Regions from separate parts of the Homo sapiens genome. Here region 1 is linked to region 2. Evidence: chromatin loops called from intact Hi-C (ENCODE). Cell type or tissue: mammary epithelial cell. All regions are shown on one strand. Each heading gives the region's core, and the rest is flanking DNA. Links, peaks and the distances in the headings are about the cores only. Region 1 has its middle 170 kb from the start of ESRRB. Region 2 overlaps IFT43 (intraflagellar transport 43).

Region 1 (8,480 bases), core at 426-8,425, 490 kb before region 2:
TACTGCATGCCAGGACCTGTGCTCTGGGATCCGAGGAGGCATAAGGCCCAGCCCCACCCTGGTGAGCTCACAGCCAGGTGGACATACATCCCCTGTCCTCCTCCTTTCCCACTCCTGCCTCTGATCTGAGTCAGGCTGGGAAAAGGGCAGCAGGAGGAAACCACCAGGAGTCTACCAAAGAGAGGCAGGAATGGGGTAGGCTGGACTGGGGCTAGATGGAGAGTGTGGTTTACCCAGGGACTTACAGTATCTTACAGCATCTGAAAGAGGGGTGGAGCTCCCTAGGGCAGAGGAGCTACAGTAGCCTGCTGCTGGAAGGCACAATTGTTCATTTCCTGTCCAAGGCTTGGCAATACCATTGCTCTTGTCCTCTGAGCACCACCTTTTTGTTGCTTAATTCAGTCAGTAGATAACTTTTTGAGCAGCTACTACACAGAGCCCTGTTCTATGCACAAGGGCCATATCAGTGAACAAAAGAGGTCCAAATCCCTGCCCTCAAGAACTTATATTTGTGTAGGAGGAGTTAGACCATAAAGAAAATAAATAGGTATAAAAGAATTAATTGGGCCAGGCGTGGTGACTCATGTCTGTAATCCCAGCACTTTGGGAGGCTGAGGTGGGCGGATCACCTGAGGTCAGGAGTTTGAGACCAGCCTGGCCAACATGATAAAACTCCATCTCTACTAAAAATACAACAATTAGCTGCGTGTGGTGGTGGGCGCCTGTAATCCCAGCTACTTGGGAGGCTTAGGCAGGAGAATCGCTTGAACCCAGGAGGCGGAGGTTGCAGTGAGCCAAGATCACACCACTGCACTCCAGCCTGGTTGACAGAGCAAGACTCCATCTCAAAAAAAAAAAAAAAAGAAAAAAGGAAAAAAAGAATCAATTGGGAGGCCATTAGGCTGAGATAGCTCCAAAGTGCCTTGGGTTCCTAAGTAAACAACTGAAACCCAACTCAAAGGGCCATAGCCCAAGAAAACACAAGTGAATAGACTAGGTACAGTGGCTCATGCCAGTAATCCTAGCACTCTGGGAGGCTGAGGCAGGAGGATCTTCTGAGGCCAGTTCAGGACCAGCCTGGACAACATAGTGAGACCCAGTCTCTACAAAAAAATAAAAATAAAAAATTTAAACATTAATAAAAAGAAAACACAAGCTTAACCAATCAGAAACTGCCAACAAACCTCTAACTAGAGAGTTTCACAATCAGAAACCAACTAATCTCTGAGATTTTCCACTTTAGTCATTCAAATCTTTTCTGTCCTGCTTCTGCAAATACTTTATAAAAGTTTTCACCTGGCTGGGCGCGATGGCTCACGCCTGTAATCCCAGCACTTTGGGAGGCTGAGGCGGGCAGATTATGAGGTCAGGAGTTCAACACCAGCCTGACCAACAAGGTGAAACCCCTTCTCTACTAAAAATACAAAATTAGCTGGGTGTGATGGCGGGCACCTGTAATCCCAGCTACTCAGGAGGCTGAGACAGGAGAATTGCTTGAACCTGGGAGGCAGAGGGTGCAGTGAGCCGAGATCACGCCACTGTACTCCAGCCTGGGTAACAGAGTGAGTCTCTGTCTCAAAAAAAAAAAAAAAAAAAAAAAACACAAAAGTTTTCACCTTGCACCCCCTCAGTGGAGCCCTGAACCACTTGGGGTCTAACGCAGACTGACTCATGAATCGCTGTTTGCTTCAATAAACTCTTTAAAATTGTAATGTGCCTGTTTGTCTTTTAGTACAGGCAGTTTCTACAGTGTAGTAGAAGGAGAAAAAGAAAGCCCAGGTGGGACAGGGGATGCTGGCTGGGGTGTGTGTGTGTGTGTGTGTGTGTGTGTGTGTGTGTGTGTGTATATACTTAGCTGCACAAATTAGGGAAAGCCTCACTCAGAAGATGACACTTGAGGATTTCTTTAAATCTCATGCAACTGTCTCCAGTCATATTTACACGTGTATGTTTGCATGAAGAGTTTTTTTGTTTTTGTTTTTGTTTTTGAGACAGAGTCTCACTTTGTCACCCCAGGTGGAGTGCAGTGGCACGATCTCAGCTTACTACAACCTCTGCCTCCTGGGTTCAAGCGATTCTCCTGCCGAGGCCTCCCAAGCAGCTGGCACTATAGGCATGTGCCAGAATGCCCGGCTAATTTTTGTATTTTTAGTAGAGACGGGGTTTCACCACGTTGACCAGGCTGGTTTCAAACTCCTGACCTCAGGTGATCCATCCGCCTCGGCCTCCCAAAGTGCTGGGATTACAGGTGTGAGTCACCATGCCTGGCCTGAAAGAGTATTTTCTCAGCAAGATTAGAAACTCCTCTAGAGGCAGAAACCATCTTGCCTGCCTCTTCCATTGTGTAGCAGAGTTGGGCTCCTCGTGAATATTTAAAAACATTTTCTGGATGAATGAATGAAAAAGAAATGAATGAATAAATAAAAATGGAATGAATGAAGAAAAAAAAAGTCTTGCCATCTTGAAATTGGGTGTCTCATCCCGCTGTTCCAGAATCTTTGCATTCGCTGCCCTGGCCCAGCCAGAGACCCTCCCTTTTACAGTGGGAAAAAACAAATGCATCTTGGGAAGAGGAAAACCCAGGGTGGGATGGGGCAGGAAGGGTTGGGCAGGGAGGGGAGGGGTGAGGTGGAGGACGTAGAGAGGAGAAGGAAGAGCAAGAAGAACCAGAAGGGGAGAAAACAAAAGATCAATAAGACCAGCCAGGAGGTGACAGCAGCCAGCCAGGGAGCACTCGTCCCTTGATTAGAATTCATGAACTCCCTTCTTACATTAAGTCTTTATATGACACCTGGCCTTTGATGCAAAGCTGGCTGCGAACATTAAAAATTAAAAGCCGAAGGTAGGCTACATCCATCTCTGATAGCTCAGCTCCCCTCCTATCTGAGGCCTGCACAAAGCTATTACACATTGATAAATTATTTTGGGTAATAGCCGAGATATTACATTGTTTCTGAGTGAAGCTAAAATCTCTCCCTGACACGGGCATTTATCAGGAGTGCCTTTCATCCTATTTATTATGGGCCAGATGAGCGTGGGGCTGTGGCCGGCTGGGGTGCTGGGCTGGGACCGTTTTCCCCCATCCCCTCCCTCTCCCTCTATCACTCCCTTGATGGGGTATTGATGGGGTTTGTGACAAGTTAATTATTAGCTAAAGATACGCAGATCACCGTAAAAGGGTCGGGCACCTGGGGAAGAGAGAAGTTCGGTTATTGAACAGTCAGATCCCTTCCAGGCCTGTTGTGCAGAAGCCTTAGTTCCAGGCCTGGGCCTGGTCCCACTTGGTAACCCTGAGTCCAGCCAATCAGAATTGCTGAAAGCCAGGCAGCCAGGCCCCACTCCGTGGTGTGTGCCTGTAATTCTGTAATCCCAGGTACTCAGGAGGCTGAGGTAAGAGGGTCGCTTGAACCCAGGAGTTTGAGACCAGTTGGGGCAACATAGTGAGACTCCATCTCTAAAAAAAAAAAAAAAAAAAAAAAAAAAAAAAAAAAATTATTTATAAAAAATGTCATTCGAGTTGATAAAAAAAGAATTGCTGAATATTTGTTCCATAAAAGGGTAGGGGTTAGGGGGCTTGGAGGGCTTAACCGCGCATACCAGCAACACACCCAGCAAAGGTGCATCCAGATCCTTAGTCTGCACTAGAAGCACGGCCTCCTGCTGCAGAGCCCAACACTGGTAATGTCTGCTCCTTCTGCCCTTCCTTCTCCTTCTCCAGCCTGCACACAATCACCCCAAACTCCGTGACAGTGTCCTCTGTACTGATGGTGTAAGGGAAAGAGGCAGCCTTTGGAACCTGGGTGTGCTCATTGGCTACTCGCTGAAACTGTCTCCATTTCCTCTTCATGTGATGGGGTGTGATGATAATGTCAGCCTCTAGGGGTCGCTGTTATAAAGTGTTTCCTCAGGATTGGCTGGGCATCCCTGTGGAGGCTCCTGGGTGGAGTGGGAGACTGGATTGACACGTGTGCACAGATGGAATGCCATGGAGTAGTAGCAGCTGTCAGGATTGGCTGCTTGGCGTGGGCTACTCAGGGGTCATCCATCCACAATCCCTTTTGGAAGAAGCATTCCTTCCAGAAATATTACAGACTGCCTTCTATCTTCTAGGCATGGTGCTAAGGGCTGAGTAGAGAATAATGAACGTAACAGATCTGGTTCCTGTTCCCCACCTGGGCACAGTCTAATGGAATGGGCCTCCTGTCCCCAAAAGAGAATCAAGTGCTCTGTATGATTTTTGTCCCCGGGGGTAGGTTCACTCATGGTAGGTCCAGCCCCGGATCTGAGTCATCTCCCACTCCCATGGAGTATTTGGCACATAGTGGGTGTCAACTAATATTTTTGGAATGAATGGATGGATGTTGGAATTAGGCAGTGTTGAGCCGCAGGTGGACAGGTGTATGCTTGCTGAGCCTCACGGAGGCTGGAGGTATGATTAGGGCCTTCTTTCTAGGAAAGAAAGGCTGTTGGCTTAGCTTGGGGGAACTGTCCATCTCCAAGCTCCAGCCAGGTAAAGAGACAACCCAGCAAAAAGGAAAGAAGTGTCCATTGTCACTGGATGTAAGCTAGGCAATGAAGTTCCCCATTGTTGCTGGCAGAGCCAGAGTGACTGTTCTCTTTTCTGGCATTTTTGCTTAATGACCAGACATCTGCAGAACCTGCCAACCAGCAGGAGGTGGAGGGGAAGGTCACCCCAGAGCATACCCCAACCCCGGACCCAGCTTCCTACTCTATGTGGGAGGTGGCCCAGAGTGGAGGGCAGGCAGGTGCTGGAGGAATCCTGGGAAGGGTTGGGCTCAGGTGTCATGCAGTCATGCTACATAAATCTGGCTGGCCATGTCTCTAGTCTGCACCCCTCTAGGGGCCCTCCCGAACTTGGGTGGGGCCTACTGCCTCTCAATTCTGGCTTCAGCCTTGGCTGCTGTCTTTCTAGTCTCCCGACTGCATCTCTGCCAACCAGGACCAGCCCTGCCCCACCCTGTCCCCAACCCTGCTTCCCAACGCCCAGCAAGGACGTCTGGACCTTGATGATGGGCATGGGACTTGGGCATCTCTGAGAGTGCCGGCCCCTGATTGGCTATGTTGTGGATTCAGCTGTCGGGCTGACTCAGCTCCTTCTTGATGGAGTGTTTTCTTGTTAAAAGAAGCATGAGTCTAAAACAGTAATTCCCAGACTCTGTGTGGGCTGTTCCCTTCTCCAGCCATCGCTGTCCACTGCTGAGAGTGGGCCTTGTTCAGCAAGTGTGATGAGGCAGATTAAAGACCAAGACCCTACTTTAAAAAGTTCAATATATACCCAGGAAGCAGAAGTTGCAGTGAGCCGAGATCGCACCATTGCACCCCTGCCTGGGCAACAGAGCAAGACTCCATCTCAATAAATAAATACATACGTACATACATACATTTTTAAAAAAAGTTTAATATATAAAACAAAATGAAAGGCCAACCGGGAAAGACCTTCTAGGATTAGCTCAATGACAGAGTGGTACACAATAATGATGACGATGATGATGATGACGATAGCAGCTAACACCTACTGAGTGTTCGCCATGTGCCAGGTACTATAATAAGCAATTTGTATTCAGTCTTGCATTTAATCCTCATAAAAACCCAGGAAGTTGGTATTACAGAGGCTCAGAGAGATCCGCAGTGAGGGTAGAGATGGGATTTGACCCTGGGTCTAACTCTACACCAAATGCTCTTAACTATTCACTGGAAAGGATATTTGTTGTTATTGTTGTTGTTGCTGTTTTTGAGATGTCACCCAGGCTGGAGTGCAGTGGTGCGATCTTGGCTCACTGCAACCTCTGCCTCCCAGGTTCAAGCGATTCTCCTGTCTCAGCCTCCTGAGTAGCTGGGGCTACAGGTGCACGCCGCCACGCCTGGCTAATTTTTTGTATTTTAGTAGAGGTGGGGTTTCACCGTGTTGCCCAGACTGATTTTGAATTCTTGAGCTCAGGCAATCCACCCATCTCGGCCTCCCAAAGTGCTAGGATTACAGGCGTGAGCAACCACGCTTGGCCTGTTGTTGTTGTTTTTGAGACGGAGTCTCGCTCTGTTGCCCTGGCTGGACTGCAGTGGTGCCATCTCTGTTCACTGCAACCTCCGCCTCCTGGGTTCAAGAAATTCTCGTGCCTCAGCCTCCCGAGTAGCTGGGATTACAGGCTCCTGCCACCATACCCGGCTGATTTTTGAGATTCTAGTAGAGAGGGGGTTTCACCATGTTGGCTAGGCTGGCCTTGAGCTCCTAACCTCAAGTGATCCGCCTGTCTCCACCTCCCAAAGTGCTGGGACTACAGGCATGAACCACCACACCTGGCCACTGGAAAGGATCTTAGTGACCAGCCACTCTATCTCTTCATTTTCTGTAGGAGGAAACTGAGGTCCAAAGAGGGAAACCTGTCACCTAGAATCAGTGGCAAAGCTGCAACTGGGTTCTAAGTGTCCTAATTCCAAATCTAAAGCTTTTCTCTGTGAACTAGAAACACAGCTCTCCTTTCCTCCCTCCTGTCCCTCCAAGGCCGAGGGAGATCATAAAGGCAGGGAGAAAGGGAACCCAGGGCCAGAAGAGCCGGGATCTGGATGTGAGCGAAACGATGCCAAACACATAGGCATAGGCTTGAGCCCCAGGGAGCTCAGGGGGGCTGGTTTTAAAGATAGGAGCAGGGGTCCGGAGCCAGCAGAGCAGCTGGAGATGGGGCACATGCAGGTTCCTGAGGGTCATGGTGGGTCAGGATCCAGAAAAGCAACGAAGACCACAACTAGGGGGCCTTGGTGTTTAGAAAACTTTGAAAAGAAGCTGAAGAACCAGGCATCTGCGGAGGCAGGAAAGACCCCAGGGCCTGAGACAGAGCCACCCAAGGAATGCAAGAGACCTAGGCAGGTGCTGGCAGCAAGCAAACAGAAATCGAGGGGGCATCGTGAGGCCCAGGGGTGAGATGAGTGTCCTTATGACCGACAGCAGAAAAAAATAGAGGCAGCCAAGCTGGAGGGACGGGGGCACTAACAAGACATGAGGACCTGGGGCCACTGCCTTGCACAACCTGCCCGAGTGTCTGCAGCAACCTGACTGAGAGCCAGCGGCCTGCCCTGGGGTGGTTTCTTGGTTCAGAGTTGATGGTGGGGGAAGGAAACAGAGGTCAAGAGTATCTTAGAAGTTTTTTCCAAGCATTTAATAAATATTTTTCCTTTGTGATAGTCACAAGTAACTTCTGTGAATATTTAAATTGTTTTAATAACTTTTTTTTTTTTTTTTGAGATGGAGTCTTGCTCTGTTGCCCAGGCTGGAGTGCAGTGGCATAATCTCGGCTCACTGCAACCTCTGCCTCCTGGGTTCAAGTGACTCTCATGTCTCAGCCTCCGAGTAGCTGGGATTATAGGCATGTGACACCATGCCTGCCTAATTTTTGCATTTTAGTAGAGACGGGGTTTCGTCATGTTGGTCAGGCTGGTCTCAAACTTGCCTCGGCCTTCCAGACTGCTGGGATTATAGGCATAAACCACCGTGCCCGGCCTGTTTTAATCACTTTTTCATCAGCCTTCTTCTTAAGGGAAATTTGTGTTGAGACCCGCGTGGGAGCTGGAATGTTTGAGGTTGTATTTTTAATAAAATACATAATAACAAAATAACAATAACAAAAATGTAAATAACAAAACAACAAAAATACATAATAAAAGGTAGAAATAATAAAAGGATGTAATATTTGTATACCTACACCTATGCCTAGTATTGCTCCCTTTCTGCACATTATAAATTTTTTTTTTTGAGATGGAGTCTCGCTCTGTCGGCTGGGCTGGAGTATAGTGGCTCACTGCAAGCTCCGCGTCCTGGGTTCACGCCATTCTCCTGCCTCAGCCTCCCAAGTAGCTGGGACTACAGGCGCCTACCACTGCGAGCAGCTAATTTTTTTGTATTTTTTTAGTAGAGATGGGGTTTCACCCTGTTAACCAGGATGGTCTCGATCTCCTGACCTCGTGATCTGCCAGCCTTGGCCTCCCAAAGTGCTGGGATTACAGGTGTGAGCCACCGCACCCGGCCTATACATTTGTTTATTTATTTTTATTTTTTATAGAGATGGGGTCTCTACATATGGGGTTTCTCTATGTTGCCCAGGCTGGTCTTGAACTCCTGGCTTCACGTGCTCTTCCTGCCTTGGCCTTTCAAAGTGCTAGCCATCATGCCCGGCCATTTATATTATAAATTTAAAACTAATATTTAAAAAATGTTGGTAAGGAGCGCTATATGGTATAGAAAGAACATGTTTACCTTGAATTTCCCTCTCATCGGGGCTTGCCAGCATCCTCAGAGGTCTTTCCACCTTTGGAAGGAATGCTGCACCCAGCTAGGAAGGGGTGTGTGTTCTCTACTTCACAGTGGTAGACAGCCCTGGAAAGACACTTCCCACATCAGATCGGCAAAGGAATTGTAATCATTTGGGATGCATAAGCAGGCCATGTTGCATCTAAAGTCTTCAATAATT
Region 2 (8,480 bases), core at 372-8,371:
GAGCGCACTGAGTGGGATGGTGCGCCCTGCCTCTGATCTGGGTCACAGACCGAACACTGGCCACTTCCCAGCCTTACCTAGCCTGCAGATGAGTTTGGTCTAAACCATACTGCTGTCTATTTTTTGTTTTGTTCTGTTTTAATGTAAATTCATTGCCAAAATGGGGAGATTTTGTATAAAAATCCAAATTTCTGGACTCTTAACTTTTTAGTTTAACTTTTTAGCCTGGCAATACTGGACGTGCAGTGGATGAACCTGAGCTCCCCCGACCCCGCATTGCTCCCAAACACTGGGGGTCCAGAACTAGTCCTGAATTACATGATCTGCACTGCTGGTTTTCCAATAGGAGTGAGGAGGCTGGCAAAGTATGTCTTGCAGCTATCAAATATGAGGAGGCAAAAAGACAAAGTGGGGAGCGTGTTTTAGGAAAACTGGCAGAGTATATTTCTTTATAGAAATGCGAACATGCAAATAATTTGTGTATGTATCTCAAGAATATGATTGAAGGTACCATTCTGAAATAAAACCCCATTTCACAGATTTACTTTATCTGCCTGGTCCTCAAAGGCACCTCAGGCTAGTGCAGTGACAAGGAGCCCAGCAAAAGACACAGAATCTAGCACGATGTTTTTTAAACTTCAGGTCATGACCCACGAGTGAGCCATGAAACCAATTTAGTGGCGCACCACCAGCTTTCCTTTCCTTTTAAAATTTTTCTTTCATCTTTCTTTTTTAATAGCACAGAAAACACCATGTGCTGAAAATAGTAAGAATAGGTATTATGTAAATGTTTTGTTTCCTGTTTTATATATACACATACCCAGTCATGAAGTATATTTTTATTTTTTATTAATTTACTTTTTTTTTTTTTAGAGACAGGGTCTCACTCTGTGGCCCAGAGTGGAGTGCAGTGTTGAGATCATGGTTCACTGCAGCCTCAAACTCCTGAGTTCATGTTATCCTCCCACCTCAGCCTCCTGAGTAGCTGGGACTACAAGTGCGTGCCACCGTGCCTGGCTAATTTTTTTCTATTTTTCGTAGAAACAGGGTCTCACTGTATTGTCCAGGCTGTTCTTAAACTCCTGACCTCAAGCAATTCTCCTGCTTTTGCCTCCCAAAGCACTGGGATTCAGGCATGGGCCACTGTGCTCAGCCCTGACTGTATTTTTAAACTACTGGTGACAGGTTAAAAACAAACAAGCAAGCAAACAAACAAGAACCTAAAACACAGTAGTCTACCACAGTCCACAGGGTAGGGAATTAGAGAAGAATCTGATATGGAAGTTCTGCCTCCCAGACTGTGTGAGGACAGAGGTTGAGGTAAAGAATTATGGGTCCTGGAGCACCTCTTCAGAGACACTTCATTCCCAACTTCTGAGGAAACTGAGGCTGTCGATGAGGCTTGTGTGACCTGGGCCCAGCCCTCTGACAGGCTGTCTGCAGAGCTGAGATCAGTATAGCCTTGGGCTGCCGGTTTATTTCTGTACTCAGGGCCCCTGTGCCTTTTTCCCCAAAAGTGGCTATTAGAAGTTTGGGGAACCTGGCAAATCATAATTCCAGCGAGATCACCTCACACAGAGCACTTTTCAATACTCTTCAAAGATATTCACATCTACAAACACTACCTCGGCTGAGTTCTGGAGAAGAGGAAAAGCAGGTTTCAGCAGCACAATTTTATACACAGAGAGGGACGCTGGGCACTGCAGCTGTGGGCTTCACCCAAATCACAGAGCTAGTTAGTGATGAGGCTGAAACTAGAATCCATGTCTCCCAACTTTCACCCTAGATTCCAAACACTTTGCCTCAAGCCTTTTCAAAGGAAGATACCAGTTGATTATCTAATATCCCTAAGGCACCCAGACATCTGCTTGGATTTACTGTGTAGACGGTCCCTTCTTGACTTCCTCTCCTTATGGAAGGCACGATATGGTATAGACAGCAAATTGGAAGCTGGAGAGAATCTTTTAAATTAGTCATTCTTCAACAGTGGTGCACCAGACTCATTCCCGGAAGCTTTTTCAATGTACATGGGCTGGGCTTACTCCTAATCTCCCTGAGGTAGTAACTTCCAGAAATGGGACCTAGTCACGTAGACAAGACTCCCTGCCCTAAGCCTTGAGACATTCAGCTGAATACTCCAGTTGCTAAGCAGCAAAACTGAAACTTATTTGCCTTCTCCTCCTGAGTTGCCGACTTTCTTCTAACGGAAGCATTAATGAACATGGACTTGACCTAAAGGATGAGAGGAGGAAGAAATAGCAAGGGGCCTGAATGGTCCACTAGGTGAAGTCTCTGTTCCTGAGTGATCCTGAAATTCACGCCCAAGTACGTGGTGTTCATGAAAACTAAGCAGGTGTTCTCCACCACACCAGGCCCAGAGCAATCCAGATCCGATTAGAGATGCTCGTTCAATATTCAAAATGTAAAACACAGAGGTTGCTGAATCAGCACTTTGAAAAGTTAATTAAATGCCAGGTTTCTTTTTAAGAGCTACTCCATCACTCACTGATTGCTTTGGCCATTTTGCAGAATGAAGTTTTAACCTGGGACAGTGACAGTAAACGTTCTCTCTCACCTCCGCCTCGTGGAGCAGGGTGAGGGAGCAAAGACTGGCTTCCCCTCCCCACATCACGGCGGGCTGATGGCCCTTTCCAAATTGCCTACAATGCTCAGCCACGAAGCTGCCAAGGACTCAGAAGCTTGGCTTCTCAGGTAGACGATGTGAAGGTGAAGGCGGTTGTCTTGCTGTCGTGACTTGCATTTAAAGCCCAGTACCTCAGCTCCACACTCACCCAGTCCCGTCCTGGTCTTCATCCCAGCTTCTCTCTGACCTACGCTTAGCCTCTCCTGCCTGGCTCAGCGCACCCACTCTCAACTCTCAGGGGAAAGAAAGCCCAGTCCCAGGTCTCAGCCCACCCTTCCTTTGTGCTGTCCCTTCCCCCACAAACCTGCCCTAAGAAGGATGACGACTGATGACAACAGTCAACATTTACTGAGTTTGTTAGGCACCAGCCACTGTCATTATAGTATTTATAATACTATTATACAATTATATAATCACATATGTCCTATACAGTATACATTATCTTATTTCAGTATTATAGTACCTTATTTTATTCTCTTTGTTTCACAGAGGAGGAGCTCAAGAGAGGTAAGTAACCTGCCTAAGGTTACCTACCTAGAAAGTGGTAGGGCCAGAATGCAAGCAGGGTGTCTGACTCCAAAGCTCAGTTCCCAACCCTTACACCATGGAGACATGCGGGCATTTCAACAGCATGGGAAATGCTCCTCTGCTTCAAATCCAACTAATATTTTCAGGACGGGGACAACTTTTCAACTTATAGTAGGGCTGTAGCTTTGTCAGTCCTGATGATCTGGTAGTTAATGTTGGCTTAATTGTTCTGTGATTTATTATATGTTTTATTTACAACGCAACAGTGTGCATCATGGCAAAAAAGAGACCCATCTAGCTAAGTCACCTTTCTCTCCATATTCCTCCCTTTTTGAAATTCTTTTGCTCAAATGTAATCCCTTTCTTTGGCATTTGGAGCCCACACTGACATTTGACGGTGTGATTTGGGCAGCTGAGCACAAGCTGGATCCCAGTGGCACATCTGTGACTTCAGCCACATGGGACCATGGCAGAATCTTGGATCCTCATAGTTTTATTCCTGCCTGCAGGGTCTGTCTCCTCCCTGCTGCATCAGGGGGCCTGATCTGGCCATCATGATCGAGTGGGACTAGCAGGTAGTTATGACCCCCAACTGCAGGGACCCCATGAACTTCTGGGGAAGAGGCCGCAAAACAACCTGGATTCCCTTCACCAGACAGAAGAGGCCTTAACTGCTGCTACATGGGTTATGTGCTGAAGGGTAAAAGGCAGCCCTAATGTAGACATCACCTCAGTTAAAATGTTTCTCTCGAGTTTAATGGAATACTGCAGAGATCTAAATGGAGATAAAGTACCACGGCTCAGAGAACAGCCAGGATGCTATCTTTATGCAGCATGACAATGTTCAGTGGTTAATTAGACACCGTTAACCTATTTTAGCAGGGGACATAACCGAGATAAATGGGGGGAAGCGTCCTTGAAGTCTCTTAATATCCACAGCACATACTGGACCCTAGACCCACCTCCCTGCTGCAAGGCAGAACAGGCTTAAAATAGACGAAAGTGCCAAGCACCTGGAGCCTTGCCTGTGCCCGTGGAAGGCCCTATGCGAGTCCATCCCTCAGGGATCACTCCGACCTGGGGAGGAATGTGAAGGGTTTGGATGAATGGTTCTGACTATAACTTGTTGCAGGTGAAAGAAACGCCAAAGCCATAGGAAGGCACCTGCATGATTCCCATTACAAAAGAGACAAAACTGCAGCCAGGGGCCAAAGGCATGAAGAAAAACTGGCCAGGGGAAGAGCAGGAAAGAGATACCAACTACGTTGATGCCAAAGCTACTTTACATTTTTAAAATGTCAAGTAAAAATTTCTTCCTCTGGAGGAAAAAAAATCAAAATGCCATTTTCTTGCAAGGTTTTCTACCCTCATAATTTTTAAATGTCCAAGAAAAATCTCACAGTTGCCTCCAAACCTCATTGAGGTAAATTTTACCAAGGCATGAGAGAGAGAAGGCAATATTCCCGGATCATCTAATGCCACCAGCAAATCCAGAACCAAGGCTCTACTTTATAAATGTGTGAAGCGCCAAATGAGCCTTTGCAGTGAAAACCCAAATGTGAGGAAAGGAGAAATCTGCCATTGTCATCTTGGCCACACTGCTCATTCAATCCCAGGCGGTACACTGGATAATTGGGGTCCCTCTGCTCTAAGCTGCCCCCACACCTGCAATACTCATTAAAAGCTAGATATTTCTCATGAACTGAAGTTTTCCTTGTCCAACAGATTTCTCCTCATTTAAATCTCCCCTGAAAGCTGCAGTCACCACCCTCTTTCCCCTCAGTTCCTAGTTCTTGCCACTCATGTGTTTAGCATCTAGTATATGCCGCTAGGTACCATATTTTCTTCCTTCTTTTAAAACAGGCAGGTATTCCCTAACACCCAAATTTTGGCACTCTGGGGTTTTAGGTCACGCTAGATCATATTTAGCTCCTGCCAGCACAGTTCATCAGTAAGATGTCTGGTAGACTGATAAAAAACTCATGCCCATGTCCTCTCTTTACACTGCCAAGGCCTAGTGAATCACAAGGCAATTCCTGGGAGAATGTTGCCCCCTGCTGCTCACATTAAAAATGACAGCTTTGTTTTGCTTCAAACTAAATGTGTGAAAAAAGGTTGAAATACACAGAAACGCTTTGAGTAGCTACAGTTATGGGAACATATAAAATGTAATATGCCTGCTATCAAGAAAAGGCAGCAGAGTTTAGAACTCTAGAGGTTTTAGCCCTCTCAAATGAACATTTTTTTATTCAGGAAACCATTACTGGATCACTAATCATCTACTAGGCAGGAGTGAGAGGTGTTGGGAATTGGGGATCTTTTGCTCAAGATTTTACAATCTGGTAGGAGAAAAGAACATTACAGAAATAACACTAACACCTCCATAAACTTACATACTGTAAGGCCAAAAAGACTCTCACCACCAGATGGGTACAGCGGTGTGCACCTGTAATCCCAGATACTCAAGAGACTAAGGTGGGAGAATCACTTCAGCCCACGAGTTTAAGACCAGCCTAAGCAACACAGCGAGACCTCATCTCAAAAACAAACAAACAAAACCCAAGAAAACAAACAAAAGACTCCCACCACATCCAAACACTCCCACCACATCCAAACACTCCCACCACATCCAAACCCTCCCACCACATCCAAATACTCCCACCACATCCAAACTGTCAGCTGCTAGATGAAGAAGTGGAGACCAGGAGTCCTCAAAGAGATCTAATGAAGGCTCCAAAGCCAGTGGACGCAGTGCTGGACCTGGAAACTGAGGTTCACAATCCCTCATTCTACTGAGCCCCAGATTTGACAGGACAAGTGAGGAAGGTGTAAGCAAACTGTCACAGGAGCACTAAAGAGGGAACCAGCCATTCTAGCTGGGGATCTGGGGAGGCTTCATGGAAGCCTTGCCAATGGAGAGATGAGGAGGCTTGCAATGGGCAGAAAAGCTGCAGGAGGGAAACCACTCGAACAGAGGTCAGAGGCATGCAGGGGCTGAGGTGTTCGGAAAACAGAAGGGGACATGGTGTGGCTGAAATAAGGAAAAGGTGGTGGCTGGAGATGAGAATGGCGTCAGGGCTGAGTGGGTAAGCAATAAGACCAAATAAGTTGGTATTACTGGTGTCAACTCTATAAATACATACACTGACATTGATCAGGGATCAGGAGGGATTTGGGGGCTTGAAATTAACCATGGGTTCTTTGCTTTCCCCCTTCAAGTTACTTATGCCCACATATAGAGACCTCAATGATCTAATATTTTGCAACTTACCTTGTATCCTGCAGTACAAAAGCAGCACAGAGCAGTTAAATGGAAGTTCTTATTCTTCCCACTGGGAGAAAGAAGGGGGTTGGGGGTGGGGAGAAGCAGCTAAGAAGAACCGCTGTATGAGTGTTCCCCAAATGTCTGCCATTTCCAAGTGCCACCTTCACCAATTTTGCTATAGCTATGTACTTTCTGCAACCACTTAGCATTTTCTTTAAATTGATTCCTTGGTTTTAATACATTTTTTTTAAAAGAAAACTCTACATCTTCATGGAAAGCTATCATCACCAGCCATAGGGAAATAATTGTAAAAAAAAAAAAAACACACAGCTTTTTAAAAACTACAAACTTTATTAGCTAGACATTGCTGTTTGTCAAAAATCCAAGAGCGTACGGCCTATTTTGTATTAAAAGGGGAGATTAGTAGGGTTAGAGAAGTGTTAAAGAAACACTGGCTGTAAATGGAGACTTTTCCATTGGCATGATCAGAGGATGTGAAAGCTAGTGGAAAAGAATAACTTTGGGACTAGACACGAATCTTGGGAAAATCGAGCTACAAGGATGGAAGATGGAGATAAACGAGACTGGATGTGGTGACTGAGACTAGTAGAAACCATGTGCCACAAGTCAAGGGACAAACTTCTCAGTGCTTCTGGAAACCTTTATTTCAATTCATGTTTAATTGCTGGAGTGGGTCTTTTACTTTTCCTGTACAGAAGTTTCTGCTCTATAATGGGGAAACCTGTAAAGATTTCCTTCTAGTAACTAACCCACCATCTTCTCTGCTTCTGTTCTTTTACATTCTGTGATTTCCCCGAAACCCCATAAATACACTGAGACTCACCCAAGTCATGAGGTACATGAAGAGAAGGTGCCTCAGTTCTGGTTGCTGGCATGCGAGCCACTGGGGGAGCACAGGACCATGTGTGGCAGCCTCCTGGGAGGCTCAGGGCCCACCCTGGTGAATCCCTGGTAAATAAGAACCAAGGGCACCCTGCCACTTCAACACGTGGGCTCTTTTACAATGGGTGCTGTGAAACCTGGAGAAACTGGTGTAGCCATCAGTATTCAGCTCTGGTGGGGGCAGCATGGGTCAAAAGGTAAAATCACTGACCGACCCACTAGACCAGAAAAAACTCGGATGATGTGAGGGGCCTCCATTTCCTATGCATATTTATACCTATGTGTGCCCAACCTGTTTCATCTATATTAAAATTGCTGTTGGGTACTTCTCCATACAGGACTCAAAAGAAAAGGAAAGAAGTAGGTGTGATGTTCACAGATGCATTTTATTTTTGAGAGACCGAATCCATCAAAGGGAGAACAAGGAGATCATTTATGTTCGGAGAATTTTAACCAATGGTTGGCCTCTCTAATCATTCCCTCCTGGCTTTCAGCTGCTCACTCTGCAAAGCAGCAGGTCCCCCTTAGCAGAGACTGGCTGGCTCAGGGGACACAACTTTTTTCCTTGGAAGTTTTTTTGTTCAATAAGATTGCTTCATACGATCAACATCTCAATTCTGTGAGGGTCCCAGAGGGTAGCAGTAAAGACAATTTTATTCTAACAGACTCACTCTTGCACAAATAGTATAGTGCATGGCCTTTTTGTGAACTTGAGATAAATGCGTGCAGCGCTCAAGGTTTGAGAATGGGCACGGCTGCAGAACGAGAGGCACATTCTATTATACTAATTAGCTGTACGACCTTGGGCAGTGGGGCAAGGTGACATTTAAGGGCCTTTCTAACTCTAAGATTCTATAACTCAGTGTCACTTAACCTCCCTAGTTCTCATTTTCTCCATCTCCAAACGGAAGGGGCCAGACTCCATAGCTCCTCAGGTCTCTCCCCAGCTCTGTGAATGATCACCAACCCTGCCTCCCCTTGATTCTGGCCCCCACCCACATCTGTTCCCCATTAATACTGCTCTCCATTCTGACAACCCCCACGCAGTCCCTTCCTTGCAACTGGTTTATCCAGCCCTAAAAATCTCAATCAAGACAGTGTAGTGTGCAGGTTTGGAAACTGCAATGACAAAAAAAAAAA

Evidence for each region. A loop is a pair of places that touch in the nucleus more often than their neighbours do. Peaks named below come from ENCODE experiments on the same cell type or tissue, not always from the same donor. Only the 100,000 strongest peaks of a DNase experiment are listed, where the experiment ranks them.
Region 1: it touches region 2 in a loop (15-fold over the local background); 3 of 110 quality-filtered maps call a loop at or near these places.

Annotation. Positions count from the first base shown.
Region 1 is chr14:76,542,425-76,550,904 of GRCh38, reverse strand. No RefSeq gene overlaps it. Among named protein-coding and RNA genes, the nearest start is that of ESRRB, 170 kb to the right of the region's middle. RefSeq lists enhancers at 1-62, 4,412-4,911. In mammary epithelial cell, for the core only: a CTCF peak has its summit at 3,878 (motif pointing right); DNase peaks (open chromatin) are centred at 3,904 and 4,224; H3K27ac peaks cover 849 bases.
Region 2 is chr14:76,047,738-76,056,217 of GRCh38, reverse strand. All of the region lies in intron 3 of IFT43 (intraflagellar transport 43), which reads right to left. Among named protein-coding and RNA genes, the nearest start is that of IFT43, 66 kb to the right of the region's middle. In mammary epithelial cell, for the core only: a CTCF peak has its summit at 5,231 (motif pointing left); no DNase peak of the experiment used is centred there.